Linked DNA regions of Mus musculus: region 2 is linked to region 1. Evidence: chromatin loops called from intact Hi-C (ENCODE). Cell type or tissue: gastrocnemius. All regions are shown on one strand.

Evidence for each region. A loop is a pair of places that touch in the nucleus more often than their neighbours do. Peaks named below come from ENCODE experiments on the same cell type or tissue, not always from the same donor. Only the 100,000 strongest peaks of a DNase experiment are listed, where the experiment ranks them.
Region 2: it touches region 1 in a loop (4-fold over the local background); 12 of 42 quality-filtered maps call a loop at or near these places.

The regions. Positions count from the first base shown.
Region 1 is chr17:71,191,531-71,199,530 of GRCm38, reverse strand. The region is part of intron 1 of Lpin2 (lipin 2); the gene reads right to left. Among named protein-coding and RNA genes, the nearest start is that of Lpin2, 12 kb to the right of the region's middle. In gastrocnemius, a CTCF peak has its summit at 3,289 (motif pointing right); DNase peaks (open chromatin) are centred at 3,372 and 3,690; H3K4me3 peaks cover 684 bases; H3K27ac peaks cover 633 bases.
Region 2 is chr17:71,079,038-71,087,037 of GRCm38, reverse strand. It overlaps Myom1 (myomesin 1), which reads right to left. Exons shown (of 37, transcript NM_001083934.1): 17 at 6,143-6,264; 18 at 2,604-2,800. Among named protein-coding and RNA genes, the nearest start is that of Myom1, 63 kb to the right of the region's middle. In gastrocnemius, no CTCF peak of the experiment used is centred here; no DNase peak of the experiment used is centred here; H3K27ac peaks cover 284 bases.

The DNA.
Region 1 (8,000 bases):
GCCTCTCCTGACAAATCATCTTTGCAATGACATGGATGAACATGAATAAAATATGCAGATAGTACTCTTCTTAAAATTGAAAGCAGATTTTATATCAAGGGACATTATGAAAAGACAACCTAAGAATATAAGAAAATATTTTTAAATCATCTTTGATGAGAGTTTAATATCCAGACTATATAAAGAATTACAAGTCATCAAAAGGACATGTTATTTATGGCTGAGGAGATAGCTTAGCAAGTTAAGGAGCACGTGGTCAAACCTGGCAACTAGAGTTTGATTCCCAGAACTCATGGAAAAAGAACTAACTCCTCAAAGCTGACTCTGGCCTGCATGCATCAATGTCCTCCCCTGAGAAAATAAAGAAAGGAAATTAAAGTGTGGGCAAAGGGTCTGAACAAACCTTTAAAGAAGGTATACCAACAGCCAGTGAGGAGATGAGAAGATTCACCCGTGAAATACAAGTCAAACCACAGTGACCCTGTCACGCCACTGCCCACTACAACTACCATAACTTTTTGAAGACAAGTACCAGCAGGGTAGAAAAACTTTGTGCACTCTTAATGGGAATGCAAAATTGTGAAGCCACTGTGGAAATTGTCTGGCAGTTATTCAGAAATCTAAACAGTGAGTGACTATAAAATCCTGTCATTCCATATTCAGGTATGTACATGAAAACTTGAAGAGACTCAAACTGATGCTTGTAAGTAAAATTGTTCATGGAAGCATTGCTCAGAATACTGAATGAGTTAGTTGGAAAACTCACAATGTTCCATTAGTAGATGGAGAAAAATGTAGAACATATAAAAAGATGTATATTCTCTAGCTATAAAAACAAATGAGGTTCTGACATATGCTAGCCAGTCCCTGAAGCATGCTTAAAAAAAAAAAAAAAAAAAAAAAAAAACAAAGCATACATAAAAGGGCATCATATGATTTCAGTAAAAACAAAAACAAAACTAAAAACCTAGAAAAGGCACATTAATAAGTCAGACTAGAGCTGGGTGTGGATACACATGTCTGCAGTCCCAGCCACTCAAGAAGGTAAGGTAGGAGGAGAGCCAGGACTGAAGACTAGCCTTGGCCTACAAAGGAATGTGAAAGATCACGCACAGACTGCGTTAGGACGAGGGCTAGGGAGCTACTGCTTAATACTGAGCTACTGCTTTACTGAGCGCACGTCACAGACGCAGGTGCCTGTGAAGGCCAGAAGAGGTCATTAGATCCATGTGGAGCTAGAGTTACAGGGAGCTGTGAACCCTCACCCTCACCCCACTATGGAAATCAAGCGCCTGTCCTCTGCAAGAGCAATAAAGTGCTCTTAACGCAACCATCTCTCCAGCCCTTATCAGGCTTCTAAGGATCTATTATGTAGCCTGGGAGAAAACAGTTAAATGGTAGTTTATGATAATCACATTTTTCAAAGCCTAACCAAGTGCTGGGATGTGTCTTCTATCCAGTGTCCTCGTTGACAGACAGCATAATGTGTATGTATACTCACACAACTACAATGTCTTGTGGCCAAAGCTTTCCTAGAGCCCCTCTTTAACTTATAGATTCTAAGAATGAATGTGGTATGTGTGCTACGTGTGCACTTGCATAGTCACGTGTGTAAAGATGGAGGTCAGAGGACACTCTGTGGTCCTTGCCTTCCACCTTGTTTGTCACAGAGTCTCTGTTGTCAGCTGCTGCATGGACCAGCTAATGGGGACAGGAGCAATTCTCCTGTCTCAGCCTCCCATATTGCCATAGAAGCACTGGATTCAGACAACTGATAATGTGTCTAGCTGTACGTGGTTCTAGAGATTCAAACTCGGGTGCTGTGCTTTCAGGATGAACATTTTTCTCACTGAGTCACTGCCCCCAGCCCAAGAACCTCTGATTCTAAGTTAACTACTATTTGTGAAACAAGAACATTCAGGTGTAGAAAAATTTTCAATTATTCCTCAGACAAAGTAGTTAAAATATGCTTTATCAGTCAGGGTTTTCTAAAGGAACAAAATTTATAGAATGAATCTATATATCTATATATATCTATATATATATCTATATATATATCTATATCTATATCTATATCTATATATCTATATATATATATGAAGAGGATTTATTATAATGGCTTACAGGTTATGCTCCAGGTAATACAACAAAGGCTATTTACCAACAAAAGGCTAAGAGTCCAGTAGCTGTTCAGTCCACAAGGCTGGATGGCTCAGATGGTCTTCAGTATATGCCAGAATTCCAGAGAAGTAGACTCTAAAGCCATCAAAGGAGGGAGAGGCAGGTAGAAAGAATAAGCTTTCTTCTTCCAAGTCCTTACATTATAGACTGCCAGCAGAAGGTGTGGCCCACATTAAAAGTGGATGTTCTCACCTCCAAAAGTCTGGATTATGGGTGGGTCTTCCCTCATAAGAAGATCCGGATTAAAAGTGGGTCTGGCTACTTCAGATAACTTCATTAAGAAAAACCATCCCTCATTGCTATACCCAGCTGCTTGGGTTTTAGTTAATTCTAGATGTAGTCAAGGTTGACAACCAAGAAAAGCCACCACATGCATGTAGTAAAGCCAAAAGCTCAGTCTGGCTTTACTACATACATGACAACAGTCCTTAAAGTAGCACAGGATGTACACACATGCACATCTATCCCTCCAAGATCTGAATATGGAAATACAATGTCCACTAACCAAATACTTCCTCTTACAGGCCAGGAACCATGCCATCCTCTAACTCTGCTCCCTGCACTCTAGAAAGACTGCAACATTAGAACATTTGGAACATAAGCTGGCTTTCTCTCTTTGCAGACTTCTATCTAAGTTTTTAAACATAGATTCAATTTGCCCAAGAGAATTGGTGGTTAGCATCAGTCAGATTGCCTCATACCATGCCCTGTGATGCACAAAGAAACAGCTGGAGAACAGCAGAGCAGTGAGGTGTGTGTGTGGGGGGGGGGGTGTCAGCGGCCAGACCACAGGAATGCTGATTGGCTTTCTAGCTTTTTTTTTTTTTTTTTTTTTTTTTGGTTTTTCAAGAGAGGGTTTCTCTGTGGCCCTGGCTGTCCTGGAACTCACTCGATAGACCAGGCTGGCCTCGAACTCAGAAATTCACCTGCCTCTGCCTCCCAAGTGCTGGGATTAAAGGTGTGTGCCACCACGCCCGGCCTGGCTTTCTAACTTTTGATATATTTTTAAGTCTGGATTTTCCAGTCTTAGCATACTTCATTTGGGGTCAGATAAATCTTTGGGAATAAAAAGACACTCAGCGTCCCTGGCCTTCAACCACTAGATGTCAGCAGCACCCTCTCTTAAACTGTAACAATTAAAAACAAAACAAAACAAAACAAAACAAAACAAAAATTCTGTTTACTTTTGAAAGTCTGCTGGCAGCAAACCTGCCCCCAGGTGGTAATCACCATCATTCTTCATTTGTGTATTTAGTTAGTCCTCTTTGTTTTGATGGTTGGTTAGGTCTGAGACAGGTTTTCATTTTTCAGCCTTGGCAAAATTCACTAGGTAGCCTACCTAGGCTGGCCTCAAACTAATGATGTTCCTTCCGGTCTACCCAGTGCTGGGTTTACAGCTATAAGCCCTCATGAGCAACACAAGAACCACCAAGTTACACGAATGGCATTTCCCTTATTTGTGACTGACGGGTTTGCTAGGTTCTTAGAAATGTTGGCAGTGGGCCAGCAGGTCCGTAAGCTGCGTCTAACATCATACATAGCGCTCTCACTTGCTATGATAAGAACCTGCAGCACATAACCATTCTTAGTTTCAGCTTGACCTGGGGCAGGAACACCTATCAGGTAGGACTGTGGTTAGGACTCCATGAGGTGGTGCCCAAAAACTACTTAAAGACAAAAACTATGCCACGCACAGTCCATGCTTAATCAGTAACTGTCAGTTGGGTCACTGCCACGAAGGTGGTCACTATTTAGAGAGGGACACAGGAAAATACAAATGACTCCATCTAAATTCTCACTGCCATCAACAGTGCTTTAAGTCTTTTTAGCCTTGCGAATCCTTTTCCCTTTCTGAGGAGCTCAACCAACTGAATGCCACTCTTCAGTCCATTGCTCAACAAGTTAGGTCTAATTCACAGTCTAGCTACAATCAGGCAGGACAAGACAGAAATGGGTCAGAAGAGCCTACAGCCATATGAAACAGCTGTAAAGGTGAAGCTAACAGCCTGAGCTCTCCCAGGCCTGTGCTCAGGCAGGTAGGAGCACTTCCCCACGGTGTGCAACACTTTCTAATTACACTCACATCTCTGCAAAATCACACATGAAGGCTATGTGTGAGTCACCTCTTAAGGCCCTGATAATCAACATATCACCACCTAGCACATTATCAGTTCCTCTTTCCTACCCATGAATTCTTTCTTATTTATTTTTATTATTTTTAACAGGTACTTGTGGAGGCCAGAGGCATTTGGGTTCCTCTACAGATGGAGTTACAGGTCTTTGTAAGCCATATCTGTCATGAATACTGGGAACCCAATGTGGCTCTGAAAAGGGAGCCATCTAGCTTCTAAGAGTGCTCTTTCAATAGTCACAACACTCATAAGCCAAAAACTTAGTTCATTTCTCTTATATACATGACTCATCATCAGATAGTGCAGTGAGTAACTTTTTAAACTATTTGTAAAACCTTAATCTACCACCGTGAAGGGTGAAAAATACCTCTAACGCTAAAAGATTTACTGGGAGAGGTGTTTTCCAGTATGACAGAATAATTGAAATGTATATAAATGTATATATTACATGGGCAAAAAAGGAGCTAAATGTGTCAGGTTACACACACACACACACACACACACACACACCCCACAACAGTCTTTGTACCTTTGGTTGTGTTCTCAATCATTCTCCTTCATAGCTACATTTTCATTAGTAGAGCCAACAGTTTCCTTCCACTACTCATATAATAAAGGGTAATACTAAAAACTACTAAAATTATAATTAGGTAACAGGTGAGGCTGACATTAACAGTGTTACATGCCATCTGTAATGGCTATCGATACTCCATTTTCAACAGGCAGAGAAGATGCAGAAAGAACTGATACTTTTACACCCTAGAACAGCATTTTCCCACATACAGCTTCACACACATATCCACAAACAGAACAACGCCCCTACACCAACTATTTCTTGGTTCTCCCAAAGGCCTTCTCTCAGCCACCAAAATCTCTGTACCTGCTATTAACTCCAAGGCTCATTGCCAACTTTTGCATAGCAGGTGTCAGCGGCAATACTTCATGCCTATGCACATTTCACTTTTGGAGGCTTGTATTTCTCTAAACCTAACTTAAATGCAAAGGAACACAATTGAGGTCAAAACTACAGCATTCCCCTTTGAGACAGTATCATAATGCCTACCCACTGAGCCAGTCATCCCTCAGTGTGCTATGATAAAATCTAAATGTTAGGGAAATGAGGGAGGGAGGTGTGGAGAGAGGAAAGTAAGAGGGGGTGGGGTGGGACGGGGCAGAGGTTACTTTAACATGTAGGAACAGAGAAAGACCAGAATAAGAAAACTAAGGAGAACTCCAGGAAACTTGCCAACTGAAAAATGGAGTTTAAAGACCCTAGGAAGCATCAGAATGGGCTACCCTGTAAGAAACCAGACTAATTCTGTTGCACTAGGCCCCACCATTGGATTCTTTGTTCTTGCCAACCTCTGAATTACTTTAGAAAACAAATAAGAATGAAGCACGCTAAACTATTAAACATCTGAGAAATTTTAGTGGTTACACAAGACTGAACAAAAACTTCCAGTTATAATCTGAGAATTACTTCCTAAGGACTTTCTGATCTTCAGTGAAAATTGCAGACAGTGCCTCAAGGCACTTTTTAAAATATTACTGTAACTATACACCCTGCTAAGCCACACAATGACACAATGTTTCCACACCCTTCACTGGGGATGGAGACAGGAAATCTAAGCTCTGGTTCTGGTTCTTCAGAATGGGTCCTTAGCTCAGTTTTTAAAAAAATTTTTAATAAAATATTCAAAATAAAATGCTATTGCCAGGTATGGTGGCACATGGCCTGTAACCCCAGCGTTTAGAAAGCAGAGGCAGGCAGAGCTCTGAGTTTTAGGATAGCAAGGGCTACACAGAGAGACCATACCCCACCTCCAAAAACAAGTGGGCCCTATTCCAAGATAAAAGGGTCCTTACATTAAACAGGGGATTTGGAATGGATTCATACACAAAAGAAGGTGAAGACAAAGAAAACAAAACAGCCCTTGCAGACAGCCTTGATCTTAGCTTGAGTCAATTCTGAGGCAATGAATTCCTATTGTTCACGCTACCTAAGCCCACAGTGTGTCATAATGCCCTCACAAACTATACACATACACAGGATTACATCATAACCAACAGTAGCAGAGGCTATCTATGAATCTATTCCAATGCAAGCAAATAACCTGAACTTATCAACTGGAATGAGATACTTATTTTTCATATAAAATTCCAAATGCATGATACTGTACTCTCAAAAATGACATGGGTAATTCCCACCCTTTAGATATTAGCTAGGAGAGTAATTTCTAGAAGACATAAACTAGGGCCAGCAGGATGGTGGGGGATGGAAGGTAGGGACCAGAGAATTGGGATGGGGTGAGGCTTTCATACCCAGCACAGCAGCAAAAACACGGGAGACAGACCCTGCCTTAACAATGTGTAAATAAAGAACCAATTCCTGGAGAGTTGTCTTCTGACCTCCACACACTCACTGCGATACATCCTCCTCAGTAAATAAGTAAATAAGTAAATAAATAAATAATATATAGGGCCCAGAGAGCTGGCTCAGCAGTTAAGAGCATTTGTTGCTCTTGCAAAGGACCTAGGTTCAGTTCCCAGCACCACATGGTATCTCACAATCACCCATAACTCCAGTTCCAGGGAATCCAACACTCTCTTCTGACTTCCACAGGTACCAGGCACACATATGATGCATTCACATACACACAGAGAAAGCATGCATACACATCAATATTTTTTATTAAATTTATTTATTCACTTTACAGCCCATTATCAGCCCTTCCTTTCCTCCCAGTGCCCCCTCATGTAAGTCCTTCCCCAATTCCCCTTAGAAAGGGAAGCCCCCCTCTGGCTGCCAACCCCCCTCCCCCACACACACACTACCATCCCCCCCTTACGACCCCCCTACAAACTTCTTATACATAGAAAAAAATACAAATTAGGTTGTCAGTAGAGAAAAATCTGAAACACACAACCTCAAACTGCTGTTGATCAAGGCCATGACCACCATGAGTCACAAGGTACTTTACCCTCTGTGGTCTTCCTTAGTCATAACCCAGTCTTATCATGAGAAAGCAATAAGGAAAACTTACAGTGAGGCATCCCACAGAATACTGACTAGTTCTCTAAAAGCTGGTGAGGTCTTGGACATAGTGGCATCCCCCAGTCCTCATCTCAAGAGCTATAACAATAAACTGAAACCATGGAAGTCCTTGAAAGGCCATACCAGAACGACCGAAGGGTCCACCAATGACAATCCTAACAGACAAAATGCCAAGAGCCTCTGGAATCCCCTACAGACAGGACCACAGCAAGCAAGACAGAAACATTCCCACTCAGAGGAACAGAGCCCAGCGCCAGCCAGCCACCTCCTCAACTTCACAAGAACAGAGGCCCCGATGAGTCTCTGGTGCTCTCGCGCCCTCTGGCCTGCAGACTCTGGTAACACACCTTCCTTCTCAGGTGTGAGGGACAAAACAAGGCCAGGAGTGAGGCCGGTATTTCCCAGGTGAGAAAGGCACTTCAGTAAGAGAAGGCAAAGTTAGAAGATGAAGATTTAAGAGATGGAGGAGGAGAGAAAGAACCACAAATAAAGAAAAAAAACCCCAGTAAATGCCGCAAAGGTAACAATTCCAGATAAGCAGGAAATTGAGTAAAGAATGAGGACAAGGGACCCAACGGGAGAGAGACTCAGATACTCAGAACAGGACGCAGACCCCACTGACAGTCAGGCAA
Region 2 (8,000 bases), 110 kb after region 1:
TGCCAGGGCTGGATAGCAAGTTCCAGGTCTGTGGGGCTACATAGTATAGCCAACAACAACAACAACACCCCCACAACAGCAACAACAACAACAACAATAAAACAACAAGACAAAACCGAGCCTGAGGCCCAGACAGACATCAGTCTCCAGCACCCATAGAATGGGAAGAGGCCTGATGCCTGCAAGTTGACCTCTGACCTCCATGTAGGCGGGTGCAAATTAACAAATGTGCACAAATGTTTTACATATTCAAAAGCAGCCAATGGATAACAGAAAAATACATGCCACAGAAAGACCCAGCAGAAAGTACATAATATGGTGGTTAGCTTTTTTTAAAAAATCAGTAATAAGGTTAAATATTCCTACGTGATACAAAATATAAGCTGTCAGGCCACGGAAACTAGTGTAATTCTATAATTCTATGGGGTTTTTTTTGTTTTGGGTTTTTTGTTTTTTGGTTATTTTTTGAAGCAGAGTCTCAGATAGCTCAGGCTGGCCTTGAATTCCTGGCCCTCCCGCCTTCACCCTACAATACCAGGATCGTACACTTACACCACATGACTTAATTCTGTGCTATTTCTAAAACACACGAAAAGCATAAAGATACAGAAAGGTTAAAAATCAAATGATAAAAAGCTACACGCCATGTAAACACCAACTAAAAGAAAACGAAAAAACAAAAAACCTGTTCACTCTCACCAATGATTGAAACACCGCCTTTAAGGCAAAAACTTACCATTTGCATGAAAAGACTCACTCTGTCTTCCTGTAATCATGCCATCTCGAAATATGTAAAGCAACATTTAAAATGAGCAGGTTGTTTTCTGGTGAGATGGTCCTACGGGCTTCTCTTCCTGTACTGTTCATACCACTCATTGGTATGAAATTCTAGCTACTCTCAGGATAATCTTATTCATTAACGCTGCGGCAGGAAGCTTAGGTGACAATTAGCAACAAAATCTGGTGTATATATTTTTTTTTCAAAGGACTACAGGTTGTTTCTAGTCAATTAGTTGACTATACTAAGGAGAGAGAGTGTGTGACCACTCTGACTCGTTTTTTAAAAATAATTCAAATTCATTTTTAACAAACAAGGAGTAAGATAAAAACTCTCCTTTCTCTGGTAATGCTGGGTACAAAGTAACTATAGCAAATGTGATCCTGATGTTGGAATGTTCTTACTGTAAGATAAAGACCAAGGACTGATGCTGTGGTCCAGCAGTAAAGTACTTATCAGTCATGCATGAGGCCCTAAACTAAAACAGCTATATGTAAAATCAGTATATGTTACTCGTATTTTTTTTTAATTTCTGTGAATTGTACTTTGACCTCCGCAAGTATGCTCCCTCACAAAACCAAAAACAAATGGAGAAAATTACTAATGCTCAATGGTTAGAAGAATCAATATATTTAATATGTAATTACTCCTCAACATACAGATAAATTCTATTCACCTTCCATCAGAATTCTAACAGGTTTCAGTTTAACATATTACTTTTCCTCATACTTTGTCTTGGGTTTTTTTGTTTGTTTGTTTGGTTGGTTGGTTGGTTTTTTTGTTTTGTTTTGTTTTTGTTTTTGTTTTTGTTTTTTTTTTGGCTGGTTGTTTTTTTGTTTTTGGTGGAACTTAGTAGATACCTAATTCCGTAATTTATACCCAAGGGCAAAGAGCTAAGAGTAACCCTGAAAGACCAAGGAAACGGGAGAGTGGGTCACTTGCTATGAAACTATGATGCAGAGATGGACAAACTGACCAATGCAGAGGACAGAGCCCAGGATAGACTTGAGCGAGAGGGATCATGGGAAGAGAGGAGTCTCACTAGGTGCTTCTGGCCGGCTGTGCCTCCATTAGGGGAAATCAATTCTGACCATCAGCTCACAACACATTCAAATTGCAAAGGTGAATTAGCAACTGAAATATGAAAATCTGCAAGGCTTCTAGAACATAACCAAGTGCAGAATCTCTGTGACCCTGGCATAAGGGAGACCTTTCTGCTAAGAGCCACGTGTTCATCGACTGTGTTAACAACACTAAAGGTTGCTGCACGTCAGGAGGAAAACCATGAGGAAAATGAGCAAGACTTTGGATGGGCATACTAGAGAAGAGTAGATAAAAACAGAGTGTGTGTACGGGAGGAACGGGCATACTAGAGAAGAGTATATAAAACCAGAGCTTGTGTACAGGAGAAGACCCTAGAACTCATTTGACACTCAAATTATCCAAACTGAGAATGTTTTAATAGCCAAATGTGGGCAAGGATGCAGGCAGGCCAAGGATACACACACTTCAGGAAGGAGTAGAGAGCTGTGCAGAAAATAGGAAGACTGAAGCCTAGGCTCTAACTCAACAAGGCTAGTTGCCTAGAAACCAGTGCCTATGTGTATTAGCATACACGTGTGACATTATTGCTATAATGCTTGATGTAGCTAAAAACTGCAACCGTAACTTTGTAGGCCTAGAAGGTTTTCAGCCTTTGAGACTTACTGCTGTGTAAGCTCACCCTTCTGATCTCTGGCTGGTTGATTCACCTCAGCTGTTACGACTCAAACTCCTCTTAAAGCTGACTGATTTAATCTGGCCACAGAGGGACGTGCCTGCTTACCTTGTACGCTGCATCGCTGACGGCCTTGATGTTAGCTTCCCTCCATTTTCCTGGTACCTCACCAACCACCTCACGATAGTTCACATAATAGCCTGTAATCTCTGCCCCTCCGGTCGTATCTGGCTGCTTCCATCCAAGAACCATGGAGTCCCGAAAACTTTCAAGACAAGTGATGTCATAGGGCGCAGATGGCACGGCTGTCGTAAGACGGAGAGCTCATGAGTAAGAGAGGCATTTCTGAGTCTGAATGCATTCACCATCCTCGCCTGGCACCATGGAAGAGGTTGCTAGACATAGGACGCAATGAAAATGGGAAGTGGGTCTGAAACTTGGCACCTGGCTTGGCATACAAGGGAAAAAAATAGACACTGAGAAGTATATTGAAATTATCAAACTATAATTTTTTTTTAAATCTGTCTGGCAAAATGGCATGTCCTCCACAAGTGTTCTTTTCCTCATAAGGCAAAATATTCCCCTCAGGAACCTACACTTTTGTTGTCTTGAGGTTTGTTTTTATTTGGCCTCTGATGGCAACAGAATTTGTACATATGTCTGTTTCTATCTCAGCTTGCTTATTTATCATCTCCATACAGTTCCAAACAGTTTGTATTCAAATACACTCATCCTGACAAACGGTGTATACTCCAGCCAAGAAAATATCATGGAGCTCTTGTTAAATATACCTTTAATTTTTTTTTTTTTTTTTTACAGCACACGGCACCATTTGCCATATGTCTTTCTCTTGGTAGATACATGTTTGTCACAGTATTTTTAACTCCTGTGCTTTGAAACTCCACAGAAGGCTAGGTAGCTATGGCTGCATTTGCTAGTGCCCAGGTAGGAAAAAATATCTGAAGTATATTTCAAACTCCTTGTATATTTACATGACTTTGCTGGTCCCCTTTATATCGGGCCACTGAAGTGATAGTTTTCAATGATGAAAGAAGGGTGCGGTGACAAGAAGTCCTTCTAGATGTATGGCACAGCACAATGCTTTCAAGTATTTGTTTGAATTATAAGAGTTACATAAATTATTCCATTCCTATTCAAAGCAACTTTAGGGAACAAAGAAGACCTTTGGAATAAAGTCATTGTGTGTGTGTCAGTGTGTGTGTGTGTCCTATTTCAGAGCACTTATGAAGACTATCCCACTTATTCTTATTTAAGGACAAAAATAAGGGTTAAAAACAAGAAAGAAGAGAAATTATGAAAGATGAGATGAGGTAGAGATTGGGAATGGACAGGAGACACTTTAAATTTAAATTTTATCAGTGCTCTTATGTGATATATTATTATATATTATATATTTTATGTGATATATTGTCTCCTAGAACACACTAACCCAAAGAACCCACCCAGCTCATGATTAGCTAACAATCTCCCATGAGTCCCTTCTGGGGAGGAGTATTATGGGATGTAGCTCTCCATGACTATAATACTATACCAAGCTTTTCACAGCTGCCAAGAACTAGTGACTTAAATGAAATATGAAGAGTTGCTTAAAAGCCTGAGGTTGAAAAATAGAAATTAGTAACTCTGTCCTTGACACACTGTCAACTTGATCGTGAAATATTTTCCTGTGCGTGTCCTGAGCATGAACATGTCAAAGAGCTACCACGCGACCTGGTTGATCATCAAGTCCTCCCTACCTTCATGCCGAGGGTGTACAGTATCTTCCCGACTCGCTCCCCTTCATCCAAAAAGGTTCTGTAAACATTTTGTCATTTCTAAGCCCAAGAAATAATGCATAAATGCGAACCCCACAAGGTGACTCTGATAGCGTTATCAGGTCAAATCGTGTTGAATGACTGACAGAAACATCAAATCCAGAAGCAGCATGGGGCATGAACACAGAGGAAGCGGTGTGTGATCGGACAATGAGAGGTGAAGGCAGTGATGGAGACAGATGGATGGAGAGCTGGACTTGGTAGTTCTCACCTACTGGATCTTTCTTCTTTTTCGGGGGCTCGGATTGACTTTGCTCCTCCTCGGGAGCTGCTTCCTGGGGCGGCGAGCTGAGCGGCTCCTGAACTGACTCACTCACTGTACTTACTTCTTTCTGGCCCCGGCTGGAAGGGCTACTGGGTGGTGAGGGCTTATTAGGGTTGCTACCGAGCAAAGCATCTTTCTGAGAGGTTGGTGGGGAGGCTCCATTCATGCCCCCCCTGGAGTCTGTTAGTCCACCAGGCGTATCACTCAGTTGAGGCCACACATCTGGAGACACTCCTCCCCCTACAGTCACCAGACAACAACAGAAACGACATGAGCCAGACCCTGTACACGTCACTTTTGGAGCAAAACAAAACATTGACATTTAGGACTGCAAGCAGAGCGAAAACCAATCTTGGTTTAACAGTTTGCACCAGAGAGCACACTTCAACTTCCCCATAGTTTGGAAGAAGAAGAAATAAGAACAGAAACAAATCACAGACAGAACGGGAACCATTTCTATTTGCAGAACCCAAAGGGTTTTTAGCTTATACGGGAAAAAGCAAATCTCGGACATCTCTTGGGAGATAGATGTTCTAATATTCAACAGAACAGAGAAAGGACCACAAAGTGCACAGACACCAAATTAAAGACACGAACTGTATAACAGTTATATAAATCATGACTGTTAGTGCAACAGGAATGTTGTACCTTCCAACCCATAAAACAATATGTATGCTACTGTACACCTTACAGTAAGGCCCAAGGAAAAAACCTGGTATTAAATCTCGTTGTTATTGTATCTGTTGCTCTACATTTTGAGACAGTATCTTGCTATGTAGCCTAGGGTCTTGAGTACATAACTCTCCTGCCTCAGCTACCCTAGTCGCTGGGATTATAGTGTGAACCATCACAGCCACCGAACCTCTTTTTCAGTGACACTGGTGCTTTGTACATCATAACTATGTGCTCTATGACTGCGATCCATACTCGAGCAAACACTTCTGTTACTATGTTAGCTTAGTGCACATTTTCTTTCTGTTTTTCTGAACTAGCCGGATCCCTTACCCACTCTATCCAAGATTGGTAGGTACAACACATATATACATATAATTACCTTTTAATGGTGTTACTCTGTTGGTTAGTTTGCAAATAGAGATGAAATATGTGCTTAAGCAACCACATGTGTCTTGCATGAATCTCAGCGACATGGTAATATGCTGTTAGGAAGAAGCCAAGCTCTGTTGCAGGTGAAATGGCTTTTAGATACAGTTCGATACAAGTTACAGTGATGTACCACTTCATGGATGCAGGGCGGCCTGCCAGGTCCCAGGATGAACATGATGTTAGGATGGAATTTCATACACTGGGGAATGCCTGAGGAGACTGGGATGTGAAGATGGAAATACTACAGATGTAGACACTGGTAAGTGATGGAGATCTGTAAAAGGTCAGCTATGGAAGGTTAGTGTCAGATGGAGTCGAAGAAAATGACCGTTTAATGATGGAATCATGGAGTGACATTAGAAACTTTAAACTGTTTATGGAAATGATGGAAAGTTAGAAAACTTCAGTATTTTCCTTGACCAAACTGCATAAAAGGAACTTACCGATAGCAGCTTTGACTTCAATAGCTTCCGAATCCTGTGAATATTCGCTAAGTCCAGCTGCATTCACTGCTCTGACCCGGAAAATATAGCTCTGAGCAGTCGTCAGTCCATGACAAGTAAATCTAAAGATAAAAGAAAGCTTTTAACCCTGACCTAGGAGGGCCATTAGGGAAGTGATTGGCAGCTTTACTGAATGATCTAAGCAGCTTGGATTGTTCTGAAAAGATTCATTTTCCAAAAAGGAGGAAAAAGGACACTGAGAGCTTCCAGTAATATATGCACCTTAAACAAGAAGACTATGTGGGCAATTTATAAATCTTAGTGAGAGAGAGAGACAGAGACAGAGAGACAGAGACAGAGAGACAGAGAGACAGAGAGACAGAGACAGAGACAGAGACAGACAGACATGGAGACAGACACAGAAAGACAGAGGAATAGGGACAGACAGAGAGACAGAGAGACAGAGACAGAGAAATCCTAGCTTTTCCTTTCTCCTTTTTGATGGTTTGTTTTTGTTTTTGTTTTTCAAGACAGGGTTTTTCTGTGTAGCCCTGGCTGTCCTGGAACTCACTCTGTAGACCAGGCTGGCCTCGAACTCAGAAATCCACCTGCTTCTGCCTCCCAAGTGCTGGGATTAAAGGCGTGTGCCACCACTGCCCGGCTAATCCTGGCTTCTCCTGAATGTTCATCACAAGATGTTCAACAGGGAAATAATAAGACTAACTCATATTAATTCTGCATAAAGATAAACTAGATAGTATTTAAAATATCATTAGTGGGTCTAGCACAAATGAGGCACTTAATAAATAATAGGTCTGTTGACAACATTATAGATAGTTCATATATATATATATATATATATATATATATACACACACATATATAGGTAGTTCATGTATATATATATTCATATATATATATACACACACACACATATATATATATGTAGTTCAGGTATATATATATATATATATGTAGTTCAGGTATATATACATATATACATATGTACATATATGTAGTTCAGGTATATTCTTAAAATGTAAGGCACTGATAAATCCTGTCACATAAACCCAAGTGCTACCTCCTTTATGCCAGGGAAGGGATCGTCACTTGAGAAATCGCACTGGAATCTGGATCTAGAACTGCCGTTTAAATACAAAGTTAAATACCTCCAACTACAAGGTATGGATCCATGGTAGTTTCTTCACATTTAAAACCACCATACTCCTCAACAGGTGCTATAGCTGTAAGTAGCCATCCATGAACCACTGTAACATGAAAATCAGCCCTGAACACTGTAACCCAAAGGAAATAACAGTTCTTCTAAAGACACTATTACCACTCAATGTTCAAATGTTCAAAAAGGAAGTGGTATCTTTCAGTCTAGGTAGGGTCGAGCTGGATTAGTGAATGTTTATTGAACATTTCAGGGGTCACGGCATTGGACTAGTTATAGATCTGAAGATGAATAACACCGTGTCTGCCTTTCACTGGCTCCTGATTTTGTTGTTAAAGGTAGATGCTGGGCTCCGGGGCTTCTAAATGCCCCAGGATAGAGATGGAACGCATGGACTTTTCAGTCTAAGAAATAAATGCCATGTGAGACATCCTGCCCTCTCCCTTTAACCTGTAGCCTCCAGCCTCTCAGGCTCTGGTAGTCGTAGCCTTTCTACTTGGGAAAGGGCGGAGTCCATAGCCTTCTTCTTGGGAAAGGGCCAAGTAGAAGCTGTCTAACAAGCGCATTGTACTGGCTAGTTTTGTGTCAACTTGACACAGCTGGAGTTATCAGAGAAAGTAGCTTCAGTTGAGGACATGCCTCCATGAGATGCAATTGTAAGGCATTTTCTCAATTAGTGAC